Linked DNA regions of Homo sapiens: region 1 is linked to region 2. The links are chromatin loops, found by intact Hi-C in ENCODE. Cell type or tissue: adrenal gland. All regions are shown on one strand. Links, peaks and the distances in the headings refer to the core of each region. The heading gives the core; the rest is flanking DNA. Region 1 overlaps RNLS (renalase, FAD dependent amine oxidase). Region 2 has its middle 12 kb from the start of KLLN.

Region 1 (5,388 bases), core at 258-5,257, 550 kb before region 2:
TCTGCCCGAATTGTATCTGCCAGAATTGTATCTGCACCAAACCAATTAGTTTTACCCACATCTATGAGATTTGAATGTAAATCACTAGATATGCAACATTTGGTTATCCTCACAACTTCAAGAAGGCTACACTAAAATCATCTCAAGGCAGTATTCGGCCCTGTGCTTAAAGATCCCCAGAGAAGGAACATTTCCAACTGCCAGGTACCAGGAAGTTTTTCCTAAGCCTAACTATAATTCTCTCTTCTGTAATATAAGCCCAGATACTACCCAGCTGACTAAAACAGCTGCTTATCTTCATCTGGAGAATATTTATTTGCCAATTTGAAGAATTGTTTTTGTAGTTTCCCTCCACTTCAGCATTCCCTGGGCCAAGTGATCTTAGTTGCCTTAGCTTTGCCTATTTTGTGACCTTTTTGACAGGTTCATGCCTGCCATTCCCAAGTACACTGTATTTCACTTAATACCTAAGAATAAACGAGGTAGAATTTGGGAAGTGCTGAGTCAAGTGTCTGGGTAACCTCCTGGTTTCTCTTTGCTGCAGTTCTTTATTCATCTTGTGTTACCAAGCTTCATTTTTCCACAGTAGCATTATTTTGCTACTTCCTCATAAGTTTAGGATCCATTCTTATATTTAGAGCTTTCCCGTCAAACTTAAGCCATGTTTTCCTCATCTTCTAACTTAAAATTATGTCTCCTGGATACATTACTATTCTATTGTCACTTGGCCTATGACTTAGGGGTTTAGACCTCATTTTAAACTTCTACCTATTTGACGTTAGGAAAATCCCATAGTACTTTTTCAGCAGAATAAAATGTCTGGGGGAAAGAAAAACACCTTAGAGGTGGTAATATCTGAATTGTAGAGAAGTTTACAGAACTCTTTCATTATCCAGATGATGAAACAGGCTTAGAATGATTAAACAATTTGTCCCAGGTCACAAAGATTCTTGGGAACAGAGGCAGGATTGAAACCAAGATCAATTGATTCTCAGTTGCATGCACTTTCTACAATACACTGAAGCCTTTCAACCATACCTCATGTATAATAACAAAGTTAACAAGCTAGGATTGCCGATGAGAATGATATGAAAATTAGAAGTTTAAAGGAATTTAACAGAAAACTGCTTTTGTTGTAAATTCCACAATCTTATCAGTAAATAGTATGGATTATAGAACTAGACTTCCATTTTTTTTGTCCTTTTTTGTTTTCTGTAGGCAAGGCCTTGCTCTGTTGCCGAGGCTGGAGTTCATTGGTGTGATCATAGCTCACTGTAACCTTGAACTCCTTGGCGTAAGTGATTTTACTGCCTCAGCCTTCCAAATAACTGGGTCTTATAGCCATGCACCACCACACACAACTAATTTTTTTTTTATGTTTTATTTTGTAGAGACAGGGTCTCCCTATATTGCCCAGGATGGTCTCAAACTCCTGAGCTCAAGTGATCCTCCTGCATCGGCCTTGCAAAGCACCTGGATTACAGGTGAAGCCCCCAGGCACAGCCCATCCTGTATTAAACTAGACAAATTTATGTATTTTAGTTAGCCAGGAAAAAAAAAAGCTACAAGAATCCTTTAATTAATTAAAATGGGTCCTTCCCACTAAATTGTCTTTTATTTTAAAGCTTATTATATAAATCTTCAAGTGTGTGCAAATATAGAAATTACAGAATATTGAATCTAGATTCAGCAATTGTCAACATATAGTCAACCTTGTTTTATCTATAATCCCAATGTGACCCAAAATTATTTGATGGAAATTTCAGGCATCATATTATTTCATCTGTAAATATTTCAGTGTATATTTCTCCAAGATAAAGGTACTTGTTTTAAACCATAACAAAAGTTATCACAGGCACAAATATTAACAATAATTTCTATTTACCATGTACACCATCACAAAATTAATATCATCAAATAGCCAGCCAATGTTCATATTTCTTTGATCTTCATATGTGCACATGTATATATAAGTTTGTATGTTTGATCAAGATCAAAATAAGGTTTTGTAATAGAAATGCAATTGCAATATAAGTAATTAACTGATATGTCTCTTAAATCTCTTTTATTCTACAGGTTTTTTTTCTCATTTTTCCCCTTGTAATCTTTTGTTGAAGAAACCAGGGATTATTTTTGCCCTGTATGGTTTCTGTGGTCTGCATTTGGCTGAAAACGTCCCCATGATGTCACTTAACATTCATCTGAGTCTTGTATTTCCTATAAATTGATGGTTATGTCCAGAGGCTTGATCAGATTCACTGGGGGCCGTGAGAGACTACTTTATAGTATTGTATTATTCTATCAGGAGATAAGCTGTTATTAACTATTGCTGAGGTCTGTTAATTCATTAGGAATTGCAAAAAATATATTTTACTTTATTCGCTAGAATGTTTCTAAAGAACATTCCACTTGTTAACTAATTGCCCACTTGTCAGTACTTTTGTCAATATCTCATTCGTAACTGCTTGTCTATAGCTTGTACTTTTAGAGATTACTCAGTAACGGTGCAGGAACTCAGGAACATTCTATAAGATAGAATTTTCTAGAACATTCTATAAAATAGAATGTCATCTTTTTACTTAAATATCATTTGGGCTAGATATAAAGTCTCTGGCTTACACTACATTGTCTTCTGCATAAAATGTTGCTGTCAAAAAGTTTGATAATAATCTGAGTTTCTTTTCATTATAAATGACTTGGTCTTTTTGCCTGGAAACCCCAACGATTTATTAGTATTATAAAAAAGAAACTTTTAGCTGTAAAACTATTAAAGTCTCCTAGTTTTGTTAGAGTATGTCTCAGCAATGGCTGTTATTGGTTTTTTTTTCCAGAGACATGATACACTCTTTCAATGTGTAATATCGATCATATTTCTTTTAAAAAACAAGTTTAGTATTTGTTCTGTTTCATTGCTCTGATTTTCTTCTTCTGGAACTCCCATATGTGTCTCTCTGGCATACTTTCATCATCTGTAGAGAAGTTATTCTGCCCTTTCTATTTTGTCTTATAATGCCTTTGTATGGACAGTTTTATTCTGCTGCTCAGTTGGTTTCAGTGAGTAAGTGTTTCTGTACTGTGAGAAGGGAGGTGCGGGCAAGAATAAATTTTTTTGATTCAGAACTCTAGAGCTCCCTCTTTTGAAAGGCATGATAAAAAAATCCTCATTCTTTGAAATGTGCTTTCCCTGCTCCTACCCCATTTTTAACTAGACCCTCTCTTTTCTGTATCTTATTGCTCCAGTCCTATTCAATTTGGATTCTCTTCCCAGGAGTTTCTCCATAGTGTGGAATAGGATCCTGTCTTGTTAGGGGGCTTTGGTTAAATGCTTTTAAGAATTTGTCTGGCCCAGATTGATCTAGCACCATAAGACCTTAATGAGTCACAGACACTGTGCACTACCCATAGTTGGATTAGGCAAAACACCCTCCCAATTCAGCAGCCATGTATGATTTATGCACATACATTCTGTCACCTCATTTTGCTTTAGATGTTGTCTGCGGGCCTTTGATTTTGCTATCTTAGTTGTTCTATTTTTGTAGAATGTAAGTACATCTATACTGTATCTGCCCAGAATTTTGCCCCACATTATCTTTTAAAAATAAGCAAATCAACAACAAAAAGATGATATAAGACATCATTTTGTGTGGTATTTCCAAGTCCTTAGCCATAAAACTTTTAACCTACAGTAGAACTGCAAGAGAATTGCTCATGATAATTCTAACACTTGGGCAATGCAAAATCTTGAACCATCAGAAAAAGAAAGTCTCTGACTAACTTTTAATTTACTAAAAAACTCATTTTCAATAAATAATTAGAACACTCTATTCTGGTGTTTAGTATTTTGACATTCTGAGGCTGTGAATGCTAAGAGTAACTGAGTTCTGTTCAACTAGTCCAATGTTTTCTAGGACCGAATTTCAACATATATGTTATAAAGACCTGTCTCAATATTTATTATGGTTAATTTACTAAGAATATGTTTACTGTATTTAGAAAGAATTTATAACTTCTGGTTTATGGAAAGCATGTTGATTTTTCTTTTTTGTCACATTGATTTTTCAATTGATTTTTCTCAGAATAATCAGAAGTGCATTTCTCTGAAGTGTGTCTTTCCTAAAGGTGAAATTTACCTTACAAATCAATGGCAACCATAAGGTTATGGTAAAAGGGGTGAGTAGGGGGGAAATTGGGAGAACTCCTGGAATTCAACATCCAATACAATTTGAATTATTGTTTTCTGAAGGAAAATTAAAATGTTCATTAAAGGACAGAAGAACTGAATATTATTTAAAAATTATAATATCTAGGAAATAATATTCAATAAATTATATTGAATAGTACATTAAGGAATTTGAGTTACATATCTGTATTTGTAAAAAGTTAAGGTATTCTTCTAAACAAATCTAGGTCACATAGGGGCATTGAAAACTCTCAAAATTGAGAAACAAGGACCCTCCCATAAGCAGCAAAAGTCCTAAATAAGTAGAATTTAATAAATGCCTGTTCCTGATGCTTGGGTACTTAAAATGGCACATCAATAATAAACTCTTAAGTCATTCATTCAAGATACATGTATTTTATATGTCAAGCCCCGTTCTTAACACATAAGGAAGTTAATATGATGTTATCCCTGCATTTGACAAATATGGTCTAGTAGATTAACCAGGAATGTAAACAGATTCATAAAATGTCATATGATATGTTTCAAAATGGAAGCAGCACACAGTAAAGAGGATAGAGATATCACTTCCTAGTACTCACAGAGAGGTGATTAATAAGGTCCCGAAAGATTGGAAGTGTGACAAAGAGGAAAGAGTATATTCAGTGGAGTGAACAGTATATACAAGGGCATGGATGTATGACAAAAGATTGCATTATGTTCAATGTGACTAGACCAGAGAATCTGAGGAGGAAATAAATGAAGCTACAAAGGGAGATCAAAGGAAAATAGGGATTCCTGTATGTCATGCTAAAGAGACTCTATCTTGTAGATTGGTAATTTTCAATCCTATGAAACCCCACAGGTTAATAATGGGCCACTCAAATATATTAAATTCTATTCTCTGGAACTTGTAAATGTTACCTTATAAGGAAGGAAAGGTCTTTATAGATGTGATTAAGTTAAAGATCTTTAGATGGAGAGCTTAACCTGGATCATCCAGGTGGGCCCTGTATCCAGTCACAAGTGTCCCTATAAGAGAGTGGCAAAGAAAGATTTGACAGAAACACTGAGGAGGCAATGTGACCACAGAGTAAGAGATTCGAGTGAAATAGCCACAAGGCAAGGAATGCTGACAGCCACCGGAAGCTGGAAGAGTCAAGGAACAACTTCTCCCTTAGATCCTTCTGGGACAGTGAACCCTACCAACAACTTGGTTTTTACCCAAT
Region 2 (5,388 bases), core at 161-5,160:
AGCCAGGTTGGAGTGCAGTGGTGCAATCTCGGCTCACGGCAACCTTCACCTCCTGGTTCAAGCGATTCTCTTACCTTGGCCTCCCAAGTAGCTGGGATTATGGGCGCATGCCACCACGCACAGCTAATTTTTGTATTTTTAGTAGAGATGGGGTTTTGCCATGTTGGCCAGGCTGGTCTTGAACTCCTAGCCTCACGCAATCCGCCCACCTCGGCCTCCCAAAGTGCTGGGATTATAGGCGTGAGCCACTGTGCCTGGCCAAGACCCCCATCTCTTTAAAAAAAAAAAAAGTTATCAATACTAGGGCTGCTGGATAACAAGTATACGTAAACTCCACACCAGGCCAGGCATGGTGGCTCACTCCTGTCATCTTAGCACTTTGGGAGGCCAGGTGGGTAGATTGCTTGAGCTCAGGAGGTTGAGACCAGCCTGGGCAAAATGGAAAAACCATGTCTCTACAAAAAATACAAAAATTAGCTGGGCATGGTGGTGTGTGCCTATAGTCCCAGCTACTTGGGAGGCTGAGGTGGGAAGATCACCTGAGCCCCAGGAGGTCAAAGTTGCAGTGAGCAGTGATCGCACCACTATACTCCAGCCTGGTGACAGTGAAACCCTGTGTCAAAAAAAAAAAAAAAAAAAAAAATCCATACCATTTTTGCAACTTTTTTCTAAGTCTAGAATTTTTTCCAGGCCACACACGATGGCCCACACTTGTAATCCCAGCACTTTGGGAGGCCAAGGCAGGCGGATCACTTGAGGTCAGGGGTTTGAGACCAGACTGGCCAATATGGTGAAACCCCATCTCTAATAAAAATACAAAAATTAGCTGGGAGTGGTGGCGCATGCTTGTAATCCTAGCTATTTGGGAGGGTGGAGCAGGAGAATCGCTTGAACTCGGGAGGTAGAGGTTGCAGTGAGCCGAAATCGCACCACTGCACTCTAGCCTGGGCAACAGAGCGAGACTCTGCCTCAAAAAAAAAATTCTTTTAAAATAAAATATTTAAAAACCAAATTAGCTAGGCATGGTGGCTCATACCTATAATCCCAGCATTTTGGGAGGCTGAGAGGGAAGAATTGCCTGAGGCCAGGACAACATAGCAAGACCCCAGTCTCTACAAAAAAATAATAATTAGCTGGGCATGGTGGCATGTGCCTGTAGTTCTAGCTACTGGGGAAGCTGAAAAAAGATTCAAGGGAGGGGAAACAGACTCCATCTCCTTTTGGTGGGAAGGGTGGCATGCGTGTAGAGGCATGGAGGAATTGTTGGTGGCCATCTTCCACAATGACCCTAGTCCTATCCCCTATAAATAACCCCCCAAAACAGACCATTTTACGTAGTCCTTCTCTCAGGTCAGTTCTGCCTAGAATATCTGTCATTTAAGAATCCTATCAGCTGACAATTTGATTAGCAACTGAATGTTTTCAGTTGTTTTCTATTTTGCTCCTTAATCTTCTAGTTTGTTAATGTGCTTACTCATCTATTTTACAGCATGATTCTACTCTAGGACTAATGTATTTCCCAAAAGATTCATTAAAATTCAATGAAATAAAACAAAAGTGATAATACATATATATATACATGTGTTTGCATAAATACATACAAATTATCTGGAAGAATAAGAGATGAGATAACACATTCTCTCTGAGGGCAGGATAGAGAGGGAAGGCTTCCAAGGGAGATAAATTTCTCTTTTTATTTATTGTTTTTTATATGGTTCAAAGGTTCTTTACAATGATTATTATATTTATAAGGTAGAAAGGTGATTTCATCCATTAGAATTAAAACTAAAAATATATGTCTATTATCAAGAGAATATTAAATAACCAGGAAAGAAGCTCGATTCTAATTGTATTTTAAAATAAATGAGCACCCTAAAGAATTTCCAGAATTTAAGCGTAAGGGTCTGTTTGGTGTTTGCTGGACAATAGAAATACATGGGAATATCTGCCATAAATGGTACATAGTAGAGATGTGTGGTAGACAGGCTGTATCTTATCCTGAATACCCTCTCTTCCCCAGATCAATGGTCTTGACCAGATCTATTTTTTACTCTTTGTACTATTTAATAACTTTTGCTGCTCAAAGAAAATGTCCTCGAAAAATAATCATATGACAGCACAGTACCCCCATCTTCTTCCATTCAAGAGAGTGGCAGACTGCTTTATCATCCAGTGCATAAGAGCTAGAAAAAAACTTCATAGACCCGCTAGTTTACCAATCTCATTTTACAAATGAAGAAACTGAGGCGCAAAGGGTTTACATGCCCCAGATTACACAGCAACTCAGTGAGGGATCCTCAGTTGGAGCCCGGAGAATTCCCTGATATACCCTATCAGTGAATAAAGATGGTAAGAAAGTCTAGCTTGTATAGAAACCTAAATGAGTTAGTTAGAAATTTGACTAGAGATGGTTTTTAATGACATTTTCAAGGCTTGGAAAGGAGTGAACAAAGAAAACAAGGAGATTGCTTAAATAGAGATGATAAATAGGGTTTGGGATGGAGAAAAACAAGGATAAGTGAATGAATGATTCCCGATGTTCACTCTCTAACCTTAAGTGCCTTGAAATTAGCCCATGACGCTAAATACCTTAAGGATCAAACATTAAAACATGAATAGCCACATGTTGCAAATTTGTTTCTCCTCCTTAGTTCCTAAGATTACTGGGAGAGTGTCTTTCAGACAAGAATATAAAGGAGGCAGCCGTTACATGTGGACCGCAGACAGAAAAGGGACTGTGAGGCCCGTGCTCTTTTGAAAGGAAGGAAACACCAAACCCACATGGAGCAAGGAGAACGCTGCCACCTGCTGAAGAGTTGGAGTCAATGAAAATGCTGCCATGCAGTTACAGTCAGCACCTTCATCATGGCTCAAAACCAGTTAGAAAACCTCTTTGCAGTCTGAGGCAGGTCAGTGCTGAGAGAAAGCTTAATTCTAGATTTCATCAGGCCAATGTGTGCTGGAGAAAGGTTAGTTTGTCTCTGGTAAGAGGTGGTAGAGGTCTGCATATCTGCTTCTCTTTCTTGCACAAATATTTATGCTTATTAGCTTTGAATTTTTTCCCAAAAGCTAAATCTCAAAATACTAACATATTCTTGGATGAGTCTAGATAAAAATGATATCAGAAAAGGCAATACAAGGAACTTTATTCAAGTAATGCATGCACTAAGTTAAAAATTCTCCAGGGCTCACCACTATCCTTCCCCAGATAAGTGGCTTCCCCCCGCCCCCACCAGCTTTCCATTTCTTCCTCTTCTATTCATGTACAAATATACACACACACACCAAGGACAACTGCAAGAGAGGGCTGGGAGAAAGTTGCCAATCCTTTGTATAAGGCCTCAGTCTTTCCCTTTTCGTCCATCGTTCCACTCTCCTTTCTCCTGCCCTCTCTTGCCATTCTTTCTTCCAATCCCTATTTTTCTCCTCTTGACCTCTATCTTTCAAGATTCCCCTTATTAATATACAAGAAACTGATATGGCTGAGAGATCCCCTGGGAAGGTGATATATACAGGACTGCCAAGTTACACAACTGCAAGGGCCACAAGTGATATCATATGTGATGCTGTTGTTTTGTACCTTTTGATTTTTCAACCACATAAATGTGTAGTAGCTTTAATTTATATTTAAATCTTTTTGAATCTGACCTTGGTCCCCAATGGTAGACCACTGTTTAATTTCATGGTTACACTAAATAATAAAATAAAGCAGTTCTAGGCCCTGCCCAGTTATAAGTCTCTTATTAAACAATGTTTTAAGATCAATAGAATAAGTTCAAAAAATACTCCTATTGTGATTTAGATTTTTCTCTCTTGTAGGAACTTCAGAAAGAATACCATAGAAAAACCTAATGTCAGAACTAGCTTAGGAGGGAAATTTTATCTTTTCTAAATATAATAGAACAGTTCCCTTTTGTAGATTTTTGTTACTTAATTGTACTAAATGTACTACTTTTTTTTTTTTTCTTTTTTGAGACGGAGTGCCCAGACTGGAGTGCAGTGGGGCAGTCTTGGCTCACTGTAACCTCTGCCTCCCGGGTTCAAGCGATTCTACTGCCTCAGCCTCCCAAGTAGCTGGGACTACAGGCACACACCACTATGCCAGGCTAATTTTTGTATTTATAGTAGAGACAGGGCTTCACCATATTGGCCAGGCTGGTCTTGAACTCTGAACCTCAAGTAATCCACCTGCTTCAGCTTCCCAAAGTGCTGGGACTACAGGTGTGAGCCACCTCACGTGGCTTAAATATTTACATTTATTAAAGAAGGTACAGGTTTGCATTGCAGGGAACCCTAAAGAAAAATGAAGTCTCTAAGTAAAGTCATGGTACTTGAAAATTAATCTGGGAATATTTCAAATCCTTAACATAAATTTTATGAAGTCAGGGAACTGGGAGAAAGCTAATGGATAGAAACAGACCATTTTCAGAGAAAAAAAAAATAACCTCATTTACATACATGGCTCTGAGCCATAAGTCATTTCTGAAATTTCTTTTCTGGACATGGCATCTTTGTCTTGGCTAGCTCCCAGGGTGCAGCCCCAGGCCATTGGCTGCTGCCACTCATAGGACCACTGTTTTCCTACCTCACCTGTTGAAACAAGTAAGAGGGAGGACTTAATTAAGGTGTGCTTTATTCTTGTGTTCTTGTAGACTTGTTCATTGTAAAATAGGATTTTCTGCATTTCAAATCTTGTTTATTTTACAATGTTGTGGCATTTGTCCTATTAACTGGTCAACTTTTCCTTATGACTTGAATTTGGCACATTAAATGTTCTCACTCTTTTCAAGTAGAATTAAACTGAGTCCTGCTTGAGAATGGCCATTACTCTGTTTTTGAAATGTACTGTCCTTTGCAACTACATCCAGAAATCTGCAAACCAGAAAATGTTTGCCCTTATTCTTTTTTGTCCTTTACCTTATTCAGGGCAAACATTTTCTGGTTTGCAGATTTCTGGATGTAGTTACCTTGGTGGTTTAGTGGGCTTGAGTTTGTTTCAGAAGCTGAGTCAAGGAATCCTGACCCCTAGTTCTCCCAAACTGCACAAATTATTTCTAATAACCTTCTCCAGTAGACATCTGTTTATTTTGCAATTAATAGAGAGTAAAGAAGGCCTTAAAGGCATTTGTGCTTTAGGGCACTCAATGTAAATGAATTACGATGCTGTCTTTGTATAACATCTTGGTTGATGGTAGACTAATGATGCCCTTTAAAGAAAGAAATGTGAGAATCATGAATAAAAATACTTCCAGAAGTTGTCAAAAGCCACATTATAGAAAGAAATTTGGTGTCTCATAGAACACTGATGGATTACTACTCATTGCTCACCAGTTATTTAAATAAGGCGACCAAGGGATTTTTCCCAAATATAGAAGATTGCTATGACTT

The links. A loop is a pair of places that touch in the nucleus more often than their neighbours do. Peaks named below come from ENCODE experiments on the same cell type or tissue, not always from the same donor. Only the 100,000 strongest peaks of a DNase experiment are listed, where the experiment ranks them.
Region 1: it touches region 2 in a loop (2.7-fold over the local background); 6 of 110 quality-filtered maps call a loop at or near these places.

The regions. Positions count from the first base shown.
Region 1 is chr10:88,399,871-88,405,258 of GRCh38, reverse strand. The region is part of intron 4 of RNLS (renalase, FAD dependent amine oxidase); the gene reads left to right. Among named protein-coding and RNA genes, the nearest start is that of RNLS, 180 kb to the left of the region's middle. In adrenal gland, for the core only: a CTCF peak has its summit at 3,128; no DNase peak of the experiment used is centred there.
Region 2 is chr10:87,848,373-87,853,760 of GRCh38, reverse strand. No RefSeq gene overlaps it. Among named protein-coding and RNA genes, the nearest start is that of KLLN, 12 kb to the left of the region's middle. In adrenal gland, for the core only: CTCF peaks have their summits at 2,611 and 2,810 (motif pointing left); a DNase peak (open chromatin) is centred at 2,810.